Linked DNA regions of Homo sapiens: region 1 is linked to region 2. A link is a contact called in ENCODE Hi-C or POLR2A ChIA-PET data. All regions are on one chromosome and are shown on one strand. Each heading gives the region's core, a stretch centred on a gene start or an enhancer-like site at or near the end of the contact. The rest is flanking DNA. Distances are from core to core; before and after follow the strand shown.

Region 1 (5,036 bases), core at 2,399-4,898, 1.1 Mb after region 2:
GACATTACAGTTCAGCAGCAAGTCAAAGGAGGTGGTTTCATCTTTCTAATCTGTGCATTGCAGAAAAGCTGACAGTGGCAGAGAAGAATATGAAGGCTGTTCTGCTGTTGCATTTGTATTATATTGATCCACTGAGCGATCAACCTCAGATGCCACCCAGACATAACCCTGTCCAAAAATGGGCTGTGTTCACTTATGTCAGAGGCAAAAATTAAAACAAAACAAAACATGTTTTTCAAGTTCAAGAGAATCATTTCACTGAAAACTCCACATTGGATTAATGCACTAGCCAGCTGAGTGTCCCTGTCTTAATGTACTCTCTCTCTTCTCAAAGGTTTTCAAATCTAAGGTCACCATGGAGACCACAAAACACGCCCAAACATGCATCTCATTTTACTGTTTAGTCACTATTAGATTAACTCATCTGATTATGAAAATGAGAGTCGAAAACAGTGCAAGTTATTTCTTCTCTTCTATTAGCATTAGGCTGCCTGTTTATCTGGGATTTTTTATTTTAAGGAGTTTGTTAAAACAGGAAAAACCTTACCAACGGGAAGCTTACAACACCAAAGAATTCTCAAATATTCTGCCCCTTTTCTAAAGAAACCAGTATCATAAACAGTTGTAAAAAGATGAGAAGAGGGGCCGGGCGCGGTGGCTCACGCCTGTAATCCCAGCACTTTGGGAGGCCGAGGCGGGTGGATCATGAGGTCAGGAGATCGAGACCATCCTGGCTAACAAGGTGAAACCCCGTCTCTACTAAAAATACAAAAAATTAGCCGGGCGCGGTGGCGGGCGCCTGTAGTCCCAGCTACTCGGGAGGCTGAGGCAGGAGAATGGCGTGAACCCGGGAAGCGGAGCTTGCAGTGAGCCGAGATTGCGCCACTGCAGTCCGCAGTCCGGCCTGGGCGACAGAGCGAGACTCCGTCTCAAAAAAAAAAAAAAAAAAAAAAAAAGATGAGAAGAGGTTGTTTTCAGGATGGAACACACGGTCTTTGGAGCTATGATGAGAGTAACATGGGCTAATCAAGGTATCAAAAATTTGGCAGCCTCCAGTGTAAGCCATGCACATGTATACCACCATGGGATATGCCAGAAATTTGCAATCTAGAAACTGAACACATCCACTTCCCTTTTCACTTCCTTTTCCCAGTGGCTTATTATTGCTGCAGAAACATTTATGGGAAGCCTACTTTTCCTCACAGCCTGATCATCTCATAGGATTATTATTTCTCTGAGCGATTATATTTTGTGAAGAGTATACTGCCATCGAGTGAATGAACAATAAGACCAATTTTTATAATCACTACTGTATACTTGTTGAAACATTTTTCTTAGGAGCTGCACATTTTGAGTACTGGCATTAAGGGAAGCATTAAGTACACTAATTACAGCATTTTAATGGCATAGTGAAACCAAGTTTAAGTTCACATGACTGTATTAAGCAGGAAGTCATATTCTAAAGCTCAACTCTCCTCCCTTACAGTTTAGTGATATTGAGTAACTGTCAGAGTATCCACCAAGTGACAGGCCTTAATTGGTATCTCAAATAATAGAATATCCAATTCTGGAAGCACTGTGCTTTCTGTAACTTGTTTCTGGGCCTTTTCATCCATATCCACAGCTTTAACCACCATCCAGAATATGATGATTCACAAATATTTATTTTCCAGCCTGATGTTTCCCTCAGCTTTAGACTATATTGCTAACTATCTTGGACATCACCACTTAGATATCTCACAGATACTTTAAACTCTGTGTTTAATCCAACTCATTAACTCTCATTTCCTCTATACCATGTCATTATACCAGTGTAAAATCCAGCCCTTGGAATCTTTCCCTATTCTCATTCCCTGCATGAAATCTATTATCAAGTTGTATCAATTTGGTCTCTTAAATATTGCTCAAGTCTGTTTCTTCCTCTCCATCCATCCTTAGGGCCAGTAGCTTAGCTTGAGGCCCTTATCACAGCATTTTACACATTTATTACATAAGTTACAAATTTAAACTAACAGATTTTAAGGTGTTTTCCACAAAGGTAGGAACTATATCTACCTTCCTCATGCCTCATACTCTAGCACCCAAAGCACAGTAGGTCCCTAATGTATGTTTGTTAAATCAGTTCTCACTGGATAAATAAGAGTCTAGGGGTTGAAGCATGATGACAATACTAAGTCCTCTTCTTACTTCTGTATAGTGCGTTACACCCACAGAGCCCCTAGAAACTGTCTCCTTCCACACCTATAACTCCTTAAGACAGATTTCAAAAAGCATCATTAGCTCTGCTTTGCCATTTAGGGAGGGAACTGAGGCTCTGAAAAGTTAAATGACTTGCCCAATGCTAGTAAGTGGTTGTGTAAGACTGTCTTAACCTTAACTTTAGTGTTCTTTTTACTATTAGGTAAGTTTGTATTTTTACAGGGGCAATTAAGTTCCCTCTCTGTACAATGGTTCAGAGAGAGATGGAAGATTCAGTGGCGATGATGTTCAGACATCAAATAGAACTTTGGCCTGAGTGACTTTTAATAAGGTTCCTCTCACTTCTGATTCCCTTAGCCCTAGGTATGATTCTAAAGTAGGCAAAGCTGTCCTCTGAGGCTTCTCTCCAGTGTCACCCTTTTCTGTCTTCAGATACTCGTTCTCAGTGGAGGATTCTAGCCCTTGCCTGACCACTGAATTTCTTAAGCTTGATCTGCCATCCAAGAGGCAGCACCAAGCCTTCGAAGCCTTTCCCAACTCTTGTGCCTAGCTTCAGAAGTCTTTCTATTCCACCTGGCAAATATTCTGTTAACAAGCTAAAATTGAATCTAATTAAGTCTGCAGAGCCAACTTTCTATTCAGAGGAAACATAGAGCGACACAAGTCACTTGACACCACAAAGAAACAAATGGATAAATCCAGAAAGTGGGATATTCTGTAGGACTATTAATCTAATGTCTACAGGCTACTGGTAGAGGGGTGAAAGGAAGAAAGGACTGCTTTAGAATTATAGACTTAAAAGACAGAACAAGTAAATGTAATATAAAGATTTTGGACCCTAATTTATACAAACCAACTGTAAAAAAAGGAAAAGCATTTTAAGACAATCAGGATATCGCATCAACTTGTAATTGCTGATATCACAGAATTACTATTAATTTTGTTGAACACCAATAGCATTATGGTTTTGTACTAAAATGTTCACAGTTTTTAGATGCGTACTAAAGTATGTGGAGGTGAAATGACGTTACCTGGGAGTTGTTTTAAATACTTCAAAAAGAAAAAAGAAAGGAAACAAATGTTGCAAATCTTGATAATTATTGAATCTGAGTGTTGGGTTTATGGGAGTTCCTTATAGCAGTTGGGATACATGTGAAAGTTTTCAGAATAAAAAAGTGTATTCTAAATCCTTTCTTCCAAGAGTCTTATTCTACAAAATTAGATTTTGTAGTAATTAGATTTAATGAGTTTTAACTAGTATTTTTTTCTAAGGTGTGCTAATATTTCACCTCCTACTGTTTAAGATTCTAGTTTCCAGAAGATCCTCATAGAATGAGGGCCCTAGTTGGGATTTCTGGCAACACAATAAATGAGCAACACGTTTGAGTTTGGCTTTTGTGAACAGTTCCTGCTGCTACTTCTGTGTTTACGAAGAAAACCCACAAGCTATTCTTAGGCAAAGAATTTTGGTTAGATATGTTGATGACTCAAGCTGACTATGTAAGAACCAATGGCTCACCAAGTATGGGCTTGCCAGCAACTGGCGGAGCTACAGTAGTCCTCAAGAAGAAACAAGTTTAGAACCAGAGTAGGGAGAAAGGCTACATGGTACGGCCCCTCAATACTGGATCCATCTTCAACATGTGCTTGGCCAGAACCTACATCTACCTACCCCTTGGTAGCAAAATTTCCCAATGCACAGACTTTTTTAAGGAGCTGAATTAAACTTAGGTGAATATCCTAAACTGTCAGTTTACTGCTGAGAACATGCTGCTTATCAAGCCAGGCTCCCAGCAAGAGTCCATATCCTTGGATTTTCAATGACAACAAGATATTCCCTATAACCCAGGAGCTACAGGTGAGTGCTTGAGAGCTTTTACAGACAATAAAAACGATGTGAAGCTGGCTTCTTTGGAAGGGCGAAAGAAACTGCAAGAAGGAGAGTGCAGGGAGGCAGGATGGCTGATAGAGAAGAGTGGAATGTTGAGAACATTGCTTTTGTATGACAGCTCTTCCAGAGGTAAGGAAGTAGTGTGTAGCAAAAAATAAAAAAAATTAAAAAAATTAAAAAATTAAAAAAAGCAAAAAGTTAAGTAAGAAATGAGCTATCTCTGTAGGCACATATGTAAGTTTAGCAAAGAAAAGAGCCACAGGAGACATACAAATTAAAGAGATCCAAAATTTCATATGATCAAATTAAAAATCCAGAGTGAATTTTTCAGCTCTCTTTCCAAAGATTCTATCAAAGAGAACATCTCTTCTGGAGGAACAAAAGTACAAAGCAATGAGACTGAAAGTGTTTGGCTGTTTCACCCACACAGGTATAATGCAAAGAAATGATCTCAAATACATCAGAGTATACTATATTTTCTCCCACCAAAAATCAAGGAGAGAAATTAGCCTCTTTTAAAAATTCATTAAAGAGCTTTAATGTACATAAATATTTTAACAATAAAATCTGCTAATTATTTCACAGAGTTCCAACGATCACCCTAGTTAAAAATTCTTCCAAGGTAAAGGTTAGGAGGTGAAGAGTGTCATTTGAATCTGATGGAAAGGTAGAGACAATAAGAGAGGAATAAAGTTTATTTTTAAAAAGACTTCTTTGTTACTAGAGAAAATCAATAAGGCAATATATTACCCCAGAGAACAGTGATCTTATTTGGCTTGGTTGAGGACTGCAAGGAAATAGGAATACTTTCTCTTCCTGGCTCTGCTGTAGGGATTAATAGAAAGAAGGAAAATGGAAAAAATGTCACTTGAAATCGAGCTCTCCCTCCGAGGGAGAGGAAGCATATAAAAGCTTCTGGATGCGTGTCAAAGAAATGAATGATATT
Region 2 (4,817 bases), core at 1,449-3,948:
GGATAGCCGGGCACGGTGGCTCACGCCTGTAATCCCAGCACTTTTGGAGGCCGAGGTGGGCGGAACACCTGAGGTCAGGAGTTCAAGACCAGCTTGGCCAACATGGAGAAGCCGCATCTCTACTAAAAATACAAAATTAGCCAGGTGCGGGGGCATGTGCCTGTAATCCCAGCTACTCGGGAGGCTGAGGCAGGTGAATTGCTTGAACCCAGGAGGTGGAGGTTGCGGTGAGCCGAGATCGCGCCATTGCACTCCAGCCTGGGCAACAAGAGCAAAATTCCATCTCAAGAAGAAGAAGGAGGAGGAGGAAGAGGAGGAGGAGGAGGAAGAAGAAGAAGAAGAAAAAGAAGAAGAAGAAGAGGAAGAAGAAGAAGAGGAAGAAGAAGAAGAAGAAGAAGAAGAAGAAGAAGAAGAAGAGGAAGAAGAAGAAAAAGAGGAAGAAGAAGGAGACTAAACACATGCAAAATATTACTACGGAACTCTAACCTGTAACTATCACTTCATCACTTCTGTTTCATCCGTGTCAGCTCATAGAAAGGCATGTCTTTCAACTAAATATATTGGATATTGTTGGAAATACTAAAGCATAATTAACTTAGTCAAATTCCTACTGATAGTCTCTTGTTTCTGGTTCCCACCGTGGTTTCGGCAGTGTTGAATAATACCCTGTGAAATATTTTGGGAGGGTTTTACCATATTATTTCATCAGGTTATATTCCTGGAGGTGGAATTTCTGGGTGAAGGGTTATGAACATCTTACATTTCGCTTACATTGACACCCAGATTTTGCCAAATTGCCCTCTGGAGAGAGTGAATAAATGAGTCCCCTCATATCCAATAGTGAGTGCTCACCACTTATCACATCCCATGCTAAGTGCTTTAAATGTGGTAACAGATTTCATTTTCCCAATAGTCCTGTGAGGTGTCCCCAACTTACAGATGAGAAAACTGGGCACAGAGAGGATTAATTCTTTGTCCAAGTTTTCCAGGCTGGTAAACAACAGAACAGGGATGAACATTTAAGGAGTCTCGTACTGGATACCCACTCCTAACCACTGTGTACCTCTATCAATAGTATATGAAAGCAGAAACGAGCTGTGATGCCTTGGCCCAGTGATTAAAACCTTATCTATAACATGCAGGTAATTGTGGCACCTATTGCACAGAGTTGCTGTGGGAACCAAATGAGCTCATGTAACATCTTCAGCAGAGCACCCAGCACATCGACACACTAAAAAATGCGAGGAGGTGTTAGATCTTTTATTATTTGTGAGACTGGACATTTTAAAGTTTTATTGTCTGTGATTCTTCAATGAATTGCCTGTTTATATAATTTGCACATTTTTCATTGGATTTCTTAAATTTAACTTCCTTTTTTTGTACCAGGACAGACTAGTTTGTTTATCTAGGTAAGTCAAAAGCAGAAATAAGGGTTACAACTTCTCTTACCTTCCACCACGTCTCTGGGCAGGCACACTGCATCTAACCACCGTGCACACCCTTAATCGCTGCTTGCTGGTGCCTGACATCCCTTCACAGTCACTGCCAACGGCCCGTTTCCATGTGTAAACTGATGGATGATGTGGCTGGCTGTCTGTCTGACATGCTGACTCCCAAGGCCAAAGTCTTTGCTCTCCCCTGCTTAGTGCAGACTTTAGATGGAAACCTGCCCACAGCACTAACTTTGCCCGCATTCAGGATACAACCTATTGGTCTGGAGACACAAGATTTAATCTGGAGACAGACTGCTTCCCATTGAGTCTCGGCCCAGTGCAAGTTCTGGGAAGGAACGTCTTTGTATATATGAGGGACGTATGCTGCCTTTTTAGGAAACAACAGTTGATATCAGAGGGGACTTCGTAAAGGCATGTGTCTCTCTCCATCTCTGTCTCCATCTATGCATATTTCTAACCATCTCTCTATGTCTCTGTCTGTCTCTCTCTCTCTCTCTTTGAGTTTCTTCCTCTCTGTCTACTTCTCTGACTTTATATTTCTCTCCTCCATTTGGCCCTACTTTGTTTTAGTCTTTGCCTCTCTCCTTTCTTCCTTCTTTCAAGGAATGCATTAAAGATAATTTTTAAAAACAAAGATACCTCTGAGTAGCAAAGAGTCTGCTTCACTGCATGAGAATTCTGATTCAACATTAAATGTATACCAGTATCTACATGCCTACATGTTCTCATTCTATGTCAGTATTTTGATTTGACTTAATTAAATTTAACTTAACTCTCTTGAAATCCCAAAAAGTAAACATGATTATCTCCCATCTCATTGGTTCAGAAAGTTAGGGAGTTTCAGAAGCTTATTCTAGTTTATCAGCAATGGAGCCACAGTTTACACCCAGATGTTTCTAGATCCCAAGCCCGAAGCTCCTTCTGCCATGACCCTTCCTATTCTCCTTTAGCCCAGAAGCATTTGTAAGTTGCAGCTGGAATGAGACAAACAAGATCATTGCTCACTACCAGATCAAAGTGAGAAACATCATCTGTGTAAAGGGACAGAGTTATGTTTTAGGGATCAAGCCCCAGTGGGCTAAGGCTCCCCCAGTTTCCTGCCCACTGAGGCTCCCCCGGGCCAGAGACCCCCGCAGTCCCCACTTACCCAGGAGGAAGAGGATCCTCAGCATGCTGACCCCCAAGTTCATGCTGGCGCTCTGCTCTTGGCTCCTGGCTCCTGGCTGCTGGCAGCGCAGGCACAATGAGCCATGTGACCCAAGGCTCTGGGGACAGGACAAGACCCACGTGACTGATGGGGAAGGAAACCACTGTCACAGCCAGGAGGCTGTTCAGTTCCTCTCAGCCTCTCTGAAGACAGGGCTGAAGGAAGCCCCTGTCATTCTGGACTCCACCAGAAGCTGGCTGTGATTAGACCCATTGTACATGCTGGGGTATTATACCCAGTGTTCTCTCCTATAATCTTCCCCACAGAGTGTGGGAACAAAGCTCGGTAAGGTGCGGTTTCTTGCCTAATGACCCATGCTAGTAAGTCTCAGAGAGGAATGTGGGCAAAGCCGGTCTGCCCTGCAGTCCAGCCCTTGCAGTAGCCTCTGCCTTGGAGCAGAAATAGGAAATGCCCCTCCAGCCAATAGTCCAGCTCGGTCACTGTTTTTGTGCCATGGGAGCCTCTGAGTCTAGGAATGCCTATCACTCTCTTCTCAGAATAAGATTTTTAAATCCCCAAACTAAAATAGATAAGGATCATAGTAGAAATCAGTAGTATTAACACACAGTTATCAAAATATTTTGTTAAACTTGTGAAGTAGAAATATACATGCTTATTTATCCACACAGTAAATAGCAAGATCTGGCAGCAGATGAAACAGCTACCACCATCTCGACATGGTGATAAATGGAATCGATATTGAGAGATACCTGTAACAGCTGGAATGTGGATGGAAAGACCTGTGATTCCTACCAGAAATAAAGTTACTGGGTGGTAATGTTTCTGTGGTTCGTTTGCCACACTACTATTAGAAGAAGATGCTAAGTGTTCCTTAGAGGTTAGAGAACAGAGATGTAATTTTTTTCCCATCCAAGTTTACAGGCCCCATGTCCAGGTCCTTAGCCTGGAGGAACTTTGGTAGTCACACAGGCTCAGCCAGCAGGCTGAAGGCCTTATGCTCCTGTACTCCTTTATACCTGCACGTTGTCACAATGCTTAGATGTTCAGCCAAAAACCCAAATGTGCAGGAAATGTCACTTTTTAAAATATAAATCAACTTAATGACAAGTCTTGAGTCCCCCACCCAACTGAGCTGGCAGAAATCGAGCTCTTTTCATTCTTGGGCTCCCTCAGTCAAATCCCTAACGGTAGCAGCCAACACCGTGAGCACTTGCTACTGAGCCCAATGCCATCTTAGCATGCAACCTGTCCAAGTCCACGCAGCAGTAAATGTGAGAGCTGGACTCGAAACCCAGGCCTTTGGCTGGCAGCCTATGCCCCTCAGGCTGCATGTGCCCTCTGTGTACAGGTACCATCCCCTGCCAAGGTCCAGCCAGAGGCAGTCCGATTGCCCTGGTGCCACAGATGCCCCCTGGGTTCTTCTGCATGGCTGCTGTGGCTCCTTCTGAGTTTCACATAAATAATGGACATGAGAGGAGAAGGCTGGTCATGAGAGAAGCAATTGGCTTCATCTGGGTGCCTTCAAGTTCCATCTGTCCACACTTTATTCATTTGATGAAATTAAGATCAGTTTCTACCTGCACCAAGAAACATACTCTCTTATTTCTCCTGGAATATGTGGAGTTTTCTTAATTTTGCCCCAGTTCATGGGAACATGTGTAAGAAAAATATTTCACTTTCCTCTAAGTGTATTGAAAGAAAATGCCAGTGCAGACCTGACAATCTGTAGACAGTGGCTGGGGACGGTGGAGCTACATTCAGGCCAGGCCCAGGGCTTCCAGCCACACCAGGCAGTTCTGTTTTTATATGAAATCAATAAGTTTCAAATGTCGGCAACTGATTTCAAAATACTTTCGCATGGGATGAGTCAACCTAAACACCAGCATGAACTTCTGCTCCCAAACACCTCTCCAAACATCCTTGGGAGCTCGACCTGTCCTACATACTCCCAGGAGGGGAAGCATCTGCAGCTACTTCTGCTTTCACTCTGCCGTAGCCTCCGAGTCTGGAAAATGCAGTCTGCTCCCTGCTTAGACAGGCAGAGGCTCAAAACGCCCCGTAAACTAGAATCTCACGAGATGCCCTGGCACCCAGCCACGGCACCTTGGCAAGATGGTGTGTGTCTTGTTGGCGTGGCACAATGCACCCAGAAGAGCGGATGCCCCACCCTGTACCCCTGTAATGAACGCCCAGTT

The links. A loop is a pair of places that touch in the nucleus more often than their neighbours do. ChIA-PET counts read pairs that join two places held with the same protein, here RNA polymerase II (POLR2A).
Region 1: a loop to region 2 is called in a map of K562, with 5 times the contacts of the local background. The contact joins the enhancer-like site here to the promoter of TMEM273 in region 2. A Hi-C loop is called at or near these places in 1 of 168 maps with a recorded cell type or tissue (K562). POLR2A ChIA-PET finds 5 or more read pairs at or near these places in 1 of 52 experiments (activated T-cell).

Annotation. Positions count from the first base shown.
Region 1 is chr10:50,321,908-50,326,943 of GRCh38, forward strand. The region is part of intron 8 of SGMS1 (sphingomyelin synthase 1); the gene reads right to left. Among named protein-coding and RNA genes, the nearest start is that of ASAH2, 73 kb to the left of the region's middle. Within about 2 kb of position 3,649, at least 16 of the 41 ENCODE cell types and tissues checked have a DNase peak (open chromatin) inside an H3K27ac peak, as active enhancers do.
Region 2 is chr10:49,185,693-49,190,509 of GRCh38, forward strand. It overlaps TMEM273 (transmembrane protein 273), which reads right to left and starts at 2,699. Exons shown (of 7, transcript NM_001288740.3): 1 at 2,602-2,699. The coding sequence starts at 2,644. RefSeq lists an enhancer at 4,528-4,687.